2 separate regions of the Homo sapiens genome follow, and region 1 is linked to region 2. Evidence: read pairs that join two places in POLR2A ChIA-PET (ENCODE). Cell type or tissue: PC-3. All regions are shown on one strand. Each heading gives the region's core, and the rest is flanking DNA. Links, peaks and the distances in the headings are about the cores only.

Region 1 (4,303 bases), core at 219-4,218, 920 kb before region 2:
ATCCCAAAGAAGAGTTCAGTGAAAATATTTCCTGGATTCCATAAAAATGTGACTCATATATTTTTAAAATATATTTTAACTATTTAGAAAAACTTTTTAAAAACCTTTTAAAAATAGTCTGCAGAACAAAACTTCTTTTGCCGTCACTGTACACATATATGAATACCTTATGACAATTAAGGAAAGATAGCTGTACACCAGCCTTGCTTTGAATTTAGAGCTGAACATGTCTGCTGGTATAAAATTGTATCAGTAGATATGTGTGTATATTCCCCAGTTGTGTCAAGCACAGATCAGACACCTCTCCTCCCCATGCTGTAATATGTATTACAAATGCAATAACAAGTTAAAGTGGAAGAAGATGGGTAACACAAAACCTTACTTTTGATCATTTTAGTGTTTAAGTTCTGGGTGATTTTGTCTGATTTATATTTATGATAATGAATAGAGTCAGTTATTAAATATTGTTGGTGACTTGACTTTAGAACCAAAAATTAAGACTCATGATTTTTTAAGTGCCTCGATCAATTTAATTGAAGCTATCCTGAGATTTCAATATGAGCTGTTAACAGTTACAATTGCTTCTCTGTTTGACTTGATTTCTAAAGGTCTGGTTCCCTCAATGTGTAAGTCTCATGTAAGCTTAGCAAACCAGTAATTTTCCTTCTCAGCCTTCAGTTTTCTGTCTGTACATTGAAGCATTTGAAACAGATGATCATCATGATGTGCTTCAGCTCTGTAACTCTCTGAGGGTTCTCTTTAGTTCACAGCTTATTTACACAGTTAATAAAATTCATTTCTGGGAGCTCCTCTGCATGTCATCTGACAACTAATGTCAAAACGGCAGAAGTATACTAAATAGTAAAGTGGCTTATAACTACAAGTAGATTAAATGCTTACTTGTAGTTTATATTAGGTTCTCACTGACATTGCAATTTGTTGAGAATTATGTAAAAACTGGAAGAATTAAACATAGCTGAGTAAATGTGGCTGGGATGCACCTCTTCCATGGAGAAAAACCAAAATATTGAGTAAACCTTCACACTTCGAACAGAACTTTTGAGAGAAAACACTGAAATTTAATAGAGAAGCAACAGAAGACCTCGTGGTTGAAGAAAGAGGAAACAGGGCTGCCTGCTTGGCATCAGGACTGACCCCTAGACCCAGGTCACACCCAAGGAAGCAGTGAGTAAAGGAACCCTGGGACACCTCATTCCTGCTGTGGACCTCTGAGCTCCTAGCTACAAGAGTTCCTATGACCTCTACAGACTGGCAGGGGGAGCTGCCTAGAGAACACACCAAGGGACTGCTTGAAACTGCATGCTAAAGATCTTTTTTTCACAGCTGCAGCAAAATGCAACTCTGGGTGCCCACCTTCCAAGGCTTTGCATCCTGTCCTAAGAAGTTGCAGCTCCTGTTGTCTGCCAGGCCAGGAGAGAGTGGAGGTCAGGCACTCATGCACCCAAGACAAGCCCCAATGCCATTGCCACAGGACTAAGATGCATCCGAACCACATGCCTCCATCCCTGCTGGTCCCTCCTAAGACTGCCTGGCCATTCCCAGGAGGAGCTGGGAGGAGACCCACAGTATAGCCTTTACTGCTCCGCCTGAGTGGTTTGTTGGTGGCAGCCTGGGAGCACTTTACTCCCCCATCATAGTTGGTGCTAGACCCCAAGGAGACAGAGGGTAATTAAGTTGGCCTGGTTCCAATTTTCTAGGCCTCAAGCACACCACCCAGAAGTATGGAGATAAGATCTACGGCCTGATCTCCAGTGGAGGATCTCCTCTGTTAAAACACAGAGAAGAGTGTGTCAGGTTCATGTGGTGGTGCAGGAGCTGGGCACCCCTCTCTTCACAACGCTGGTGGGAAGGGTGTGGCCTGATAGCGATTTCTGCTGCAGGGTGTCTCGTGGTCTAGAATACATGGAATAGCTTGGTGATCTTGGCATGGATGGGTTGAAACTAACCTAATGGGTTAGGCCTGTTGCTCTTGGGGTTGTGGGAGGTGAGTGGGCCTGACAGCTGCCTGCTGCTCTGAAGACCCTGGGCGCCTCTCTTCCCTTGAGAGTGCCCTGTGTTGCAGGCGAAGGACCTCTGCCCCTCCCTGGAGGGTTGTCCCAGAGGCCTGAGAGCTACCCATAGAACCTCACCAAGCTTGGTGCTTGCATCCAGCCAGGGGAGCTTGACTGTGGGCTCACCTAACACCGCCTTGCTCAACTTTCCCCTCTTCAGCCACCTTGGCAGCAGAGCATGGGAGAGAACCCCTGAGAGCTCCACACTCTGCCCCTCACCAGGAACACCCTGGTACATTCCCCCATCAATAAAGTCCAAGTAAAAATTCCACTGCCATCACTGCAACTGCCTTTTGCCTGCAAGCACCACCTACTGGCCAGGAGGTCAAATTGCATGGTCCATCACAACTTCTGCTGACATCAGTGTATAGCACTCAATTGGCTCTTACCAGCAAGTGTCACCTGCTGGTCTGTAGGGTGAACTGCACAACCCCAATATGATTCCTGCTGACACAAGGGCACAGTGCTGGGAAACAAGCCTCTCAAAACTTCTACATCCCCATTTCTATAGGAGGTAGTGAGCTTGACCACATGCACAGCACACAAATACTACAATCTACAAGCAACTAGCATTTGTGAAAACCACTACACTAAGACTATCTATGACCAAAGAATTCATATAGAGCCTTGGCTCCCTAAAAACACATAGAAACAAAACCAAAGGACTCTACCCCATATATGCAACAGTCACACCCTCAAGGGGGGAAGAAAAAAAATCTCATCCAAATGAAAGTAAATTCAAAATAAGAAGTGACAGCTTCTACAAATGAGAAGGAACCAGCACAAGAACTTCAGCACCATGAAGAAACAGAATGTTGTGACACTCCCCCAAAAACACACTAGCACTCTAGGAACGGATCCTAACCAAAATGAAAACTTTAAAATGACAAACAATTCAAGATATGGATTTTTATTAGTCCATTTTGATATTGCTATGAGGAAATACCCAAGACTGGGTAATTTATAAAGAAAAAGAGGTTTAAAGAACTCACAGTTCCACATGGCTGGGGAGGCCTCACAATCATGGTGGAAGGTGAAGGAGGAGCAAAGGCACATCTTACATGGCGGCAGGCAAAAGAGAACATGCAGGGGAACTGCCCTTTATAAAACCATCAGATCTCATGAGACTTATTCACTATCATGAGAACAGCACAGGAAACACCACTGCCATGATTCAATTACCTTCCACCAGGTCCCTCCCATGACACATGGGGATTATGGGAGCTACAATTCAAGATGAGATTTGGGTAGGGACACAGTCAAACTATATCAGAATTGTAGGAAAGCTCAATGATATCCAAGAGAAAGTTGAAAACCAACACAAAGAAACCAGAAAAACAATTCAGGAGATGAAAGATAAGATAGACATCTTCTGAAAAACCAAAAAGAATATCTGAAAATGAAAAATTTACTGAAGGAATTTCAAAACACTGTTGAAATCTTTAACAATAGACTAGACCAAGCAGAAGAAAGAATTTCAGAGCTTGAAGACTGGTATTTGGAATTAACCCAGTCAGACAAAATCAAAGAAAAATGAATGCTAAAAAATGAACAAAGTCTTTAAGAAATATGGAATTATGTAAAGTGAGCAAACCCACAAATTACAGACATTCCTGAGGAAAAAGAAGAAAAAGTAAGTAGTTTGGAAAACATATTTAAGGAATAATTCAGGAAGATTTCTCTGATCTTATTAGAGATGTAAACATTTAGGTAGAAGAAATTCAGATAACAGCTGGAAGATACTATACAAGACAAACATCACCAAGGCATATAATCATCAGACTATCCAAGGTCAATGTGACAGAATAAATATTAAAGGGAGCTAGAGAGAAATGTCAAATCACTGATAAAATAAATTCCATCAGACTAACAGCAGACTTCTCAGCAGATGCCTTACAAGCTAGAAGAGAAAAGTGGGCCTATTTTTCACTTCTTTAAAGAAAAGAAAATGCTAGCCAAGAATTTTATATCCTGCCAAACTAAGCTTCATAAATGAAGGAGAAATAGACTTTTCCAGACAAGCAAATGATAAGGGAATTAATCACCACTAGACTGACCCTACAAGAAATGATCAAATTAGTCATAAATATGAAAACAAAAGGACAATACTTGCCATCATAAAAGCACATGTAAAAGAAAGCCCACAGACCCTATAAAGCAATTGTACAATTGAGACCCAAGGCAACTAGCTAACAATGCTATGACAGAAACAAAACTACACATTGAATATT
Region 2 (4,303 bases), core at 92-4,091:
TATGGCCTATCAAATTAGAAAGTCATTTCTTAGACTTTCTCAAGTGACTATCATGAGGTATAATTGTAAACAAGAAGAATATGGAAGGCATCTTTAAATATTTTTCAGATTGATTTTTTAAAAATTAAAGATCACTGTTTGAACTTGCTCACAAGGATATACATACTTCTTTTTACTACAATTCACTTTATTGCACAGAGGGACAATACTCTTAAGCTTTCTAGAGGCTTCCTGGTGTGATAAAGGGACAACCACAGTCAATCCCATAATCTTTTGTGTCTAAATACTCTAAACTGTTTTTTCAGACAGGTCTCACTCTGTTGCCCAGTTTAGAGTGCAGTGGCATGAATAGCTCACTGCAGCCTCGAACTCCTAGGCTCAAGCAATCTTCCCACCTCAGCTTCCTGAGTAGCTGGGACTATAGGCTCATGCCAGCATGCCCAGATATTTTTTTTTTTTTAGATGGAGTCTTTCGCTGTTGCCAGGCTGGAGTGCGGTGGCACGATCTCGGCTCACTGCAACCTCCGTGTCCCGGGTTCAAGCTATTCTGCCTCAGCCTCTGGAGTAGCTGGGACTACAGGCATGCAGCACCACGCCCAGCTTATTTTTGTATTTTTAGTAGAGACAGGGTTTCATCATGTTGGCCAGGATGGTCTTGATCTCTTGACCTCGTGATCCACTTGCCTCAGCCTCCCAAAGTGCTGGTATTATAGGCATAAGCCACCATGCCCAGCCAATAATTTTTTAAATATTTTGCAGAGACAGAGTCTCAGTATATTGCCCAGGCTCGTCTGGAACTCCTGGGCTTAAGCAGTCCTTTCCTGGCCTCCCAAAGTGCTAGGATTACAGGCATGAACCACCACACCCAGCCACTCTGAACTTTTTGATCCAACATGTCAACAGAAGGTTATAGAGTCATATACTCAGTTTTTTCTCGGAAGCATGCTTTTCTGACAGTGAATCTTAATTTTCATGTCTTTGTCATATGGACAGGCTTGGAATTTCCCAAATTATCCTTTTCTCAATTTATTTTTCCCCTGGTATTTTCCTATAAGCAGTGAGAAGAAACCAGGAGCACCTGCAACACTTAGCTTAGGAATCCCCTCTCTAAATAAGGTTTCATGATGACATAGAATCAGAATGAAGAAATAGAATATTTTAGAGTGTATCATCAAGTCCTAAAAGACTATACACCTATTCCCACACATTGGAAAATACCTACAAAAAAGATGGCAATATTCATGTCAACCAGTCACAATACTACCTTCCTTGAATAGTGTTAGGGACACAATGCCAAATATTGATTTGGGTCTCTCCTTTTCCTTTATATAGTATGGTTTTCAGGTATTACTATTATCCTCATTTTTATAGATGAAGAAACCATAGCACAGAAAGGTTATATAATTTGCCCAAGTCACATAGTCAAGTTAGTGGAAAGCTGGGGTTTTAACTCAGGTAGTCTGGCTGTAAAATCCATGCTCTTAACCAATCTATTACAGAATCCTTTTGTAACTTGATTTTTGTCTCAATATTTTTAAGTGTTATCCATTTTAATACCCAAAGAGCTAATTCATTCCTTTTAATTATTGTGTAATATTCCATTGTATGAAAACAATTTATCTACCCTTCTATTGTTTATTTCCAATGATTAACTGTTATAAGCAATATTTGAATAATCATCTTATACTTATGTCTTCTTGTAAGCATGTGTGAGAGTTTCCCAAAGACATATATCTAGAAATGGAAATTAGGATCATCAGGTATGTCCATGAACAACTTGATATAAGTGTTCTCAAAAGGGATTATACCAATTTATACTCCCTCCTCAGAGTGAAGGAATTCCCATTTCCTACATCTTTACCAATGTTTAATCCTGTCAAATATTTAAATTTTTCTGAATCTGATGAGTCATGGTAGCCCATTGTTTACATTTGCTTTTAATAGTGAAGTTAAACATATTTTCATTTATTTACTGGCCATGAGAGTTTCTCTTCCATAAATTGCATGTTCCTATCCTCTGCCTATTTTTCTATTGGGTTGAATTCTAAGCCTGTTGATTAGTAGGCTGTCTTTACATAGATATATCCTTTGTCTGTGGCTTATTTTGTCATTTTGTTTATGATATCTTTTATGCAGAGTTTAAAATTTAGGTAGATAGACAGATCTTTTCCCTTAGTGGTTGGGTTCTTTATATCTCAAGATATTCTGTGATGTCTCAAGAATATAGCAATACTCTATTTTTCAGAAAGTTTAAAATATTTTGCTTTACACATTCATGTCTTACAATCATCTGTAATTGATTTTTATGTATGGTACAAAGTAGGTATATAATTTTATTTTTTTCCAGATGAATAATAAATATTCTCTGGCATCATATATTAAATAGTTCATTTTCCCCACTGAAATTTAGGGTCAGCTTCTCAGTTTGCTTTTAAAAAGATTCTTCTGAGATATTAACTACACTGACAAATTAATTGGGAAGAAATTAAGAGAAACAGCGTTATGATATTTAGTCTCACTATTGAGACATATATACATTTCGTGTGGTCTTTCATATAAATCAATAAAGTTTCATACTTTTTGCCATAAATGTCTTACAATTCTTATTTTATTATTATTACACTTTAAGTTCTAGGGTACATATGCACAACATGCAGGTTTGTTACATAGGTATACATGTGCCATGTTGGTTTGCTGCACCCATTAACTCGTCATTTACATTAGGTATTTCTCCTAATGCTATCTCTCCACCAACCCCCTGCCCTATAATAGACCCCGGTGTGTGATGTTCCCCACCCTGTGTCCAAGCGTTCTCATTGTTCAATTCCCACATATGAGTGAGAACACGGTTTGGTTATCTGTCCTTATGATAGTTTGCTGAGAATGATGGTTTCCAGCTTCATCCATGTCCCTGCACAGGATATGAACTCATCCTTTTTTATGGCTGCAGAGCATTCCGTGGTATATATGTGCCACATTTTCATAATCCAGTCTATCATTGATGGGCACTTGGGTTGGTTCCAAGTCTTTGCTATTGTGAATAGTGCCGCAATAAACATACGTGTGCGTGTGTCTTTATAGTAGCATGATTTATAAACCCTTGGGTATATACCCAGTAATGGGATGGCTGGGTCAAATGGTATTTCTAGTTCTAGATCCTTGAGGAAAATTGTGTTCCACAATGGTTGAACTACTTTACACTCCCACCAACAGTGTAAAAGCATTCCTATTTCTCCACATCCTCTCCAGTACCTGTTGTTTCCTAACTTTTTAATCATCACCATTCTAACTGGTGTGAGATGGTATCTCATTGTGGGTTTGATTTGCATTTCTCTGATGACCAACAATGATGAGTATTTTTTCATGTGTCTTTTGGCTGCAGAAATGTCTTCTTTTCAGAAGTGTCTGTTCATATCCTTTGCCCACTTTTTGATGGGGTTGTTTTTTTCTTTTAAATTTGTTTAAGTTCTTTGCAGATTCTGGATATTAGCCCTTTATCAGATGGGCAGATTGCAAAAATTTTCTCCCATCCTGTAGGTTGTCTGTTCACTCTGATGGTAGTTTCTTTTGCTGAGCAGAAGCTCTTTAGTTTAATTAGATACTGTTTGTCGATTTGGGCTTTTGTTGCCATTGCTTTTGGTGTTTTAGTCATGAAGTCCTTGCCCATGCCTATGTCCTGAATGGTAATGCCTAGGTTTTCTTCTAGGGTTTTTATGGTTTTAGGTCTAACATTTAAATCTTTAATCCATCTTGAATTGACTTTAGCATAAGGTGTAAGGAAGGGATGCAGTTTCAGGTTTCTACATATGGCTAGCCAGTTTTCCCAGCACCATTTATTAAATAGGGAATTCTTTCCCCATTTCTTGTTTTTGTCGGGTTTGTCAAAGATCAGATGATTGTAGATGTGTGGTGTTATTTCTGAGGCCTCTGTTCTGTTCCATTGGTCTATATCTCTGTTTTGGTACCAGTACCATGCTGTTTTGCTTACTGTAGCCTTGTAGTATAGTTTGAAGTTAGGTAGCATGATGCCTTCAGCTTTGTTGGCTTTTTGCTTAGGATTGTCTTGGCAATGCAGGGTCTTTTTTGGTTCCATATGAACTTTAAAGTAGTTTTTTCCAATTGTGTGAAGAAAGTCATTGGTAGCTTGATGGGGATGGCATTGAATCTATAAATCACCTTGAGCAGTATGGCCATTTTCACGATATTGATTCTTCCTATCCATGAGCATGGAATGTTCTTCCATTTCTTTGTGTCCTCCTTTATTTCGTTGAGCAGTGGTTTGTAGTTCTCCTTGAAGAGGTCC

The links. ChIA-PET counts read pairs that join two places held together with the same protein. Peaks named below come from ENCODE experiments on the same cell type or tissue, not always from the same donor. Only the 100,000 strongest peaks of a DNase experiment are listed, where the experiment ranks them.
Region 1: POLR2A ChIA-PET joins it to region 2 with 7 read pairs; 2 of 35 experiments call an interaction of 5 or more read pairs at or near these places.

Annotation. Positions count from the first base shown.
Region 1 is chr1:172,725,755-172,730,057 of GRCh38, forward strand. No RefSeq gene overlaps it. Among named protein-coding and RNA genes, the nearest start is that of FASLG, 69 kb to the left of the region's middle. RefSeq lists a silencer at 2,521-2,570. In PC-3, for the core only: CTCF peaks have their summits at 2,409 (motif pointing left) and 2,625; a DNase peak (open chromatin) is centred at 2,447.
Region 2 is chr1:173,647,503-173,651,805 of GRCh38, forward strand. The region is part of intron 2 of ANKRD45 (ankyrin repeat domain 45); the gene reads right to left. The region is part of intron 1 of LOC105371619 (a long non-coding RNA gene); the gene reads left to right. Among named protein-coding and RNA genes, the nearest start is that of TEX50, 14 kb to the left of the region's middle. In PC-3, for the core only: no CTCF peak of the experiment used is centred there; a DNase peak (open chromatin) is centred at 1,899; H3K27ac peaks cover 771 bases.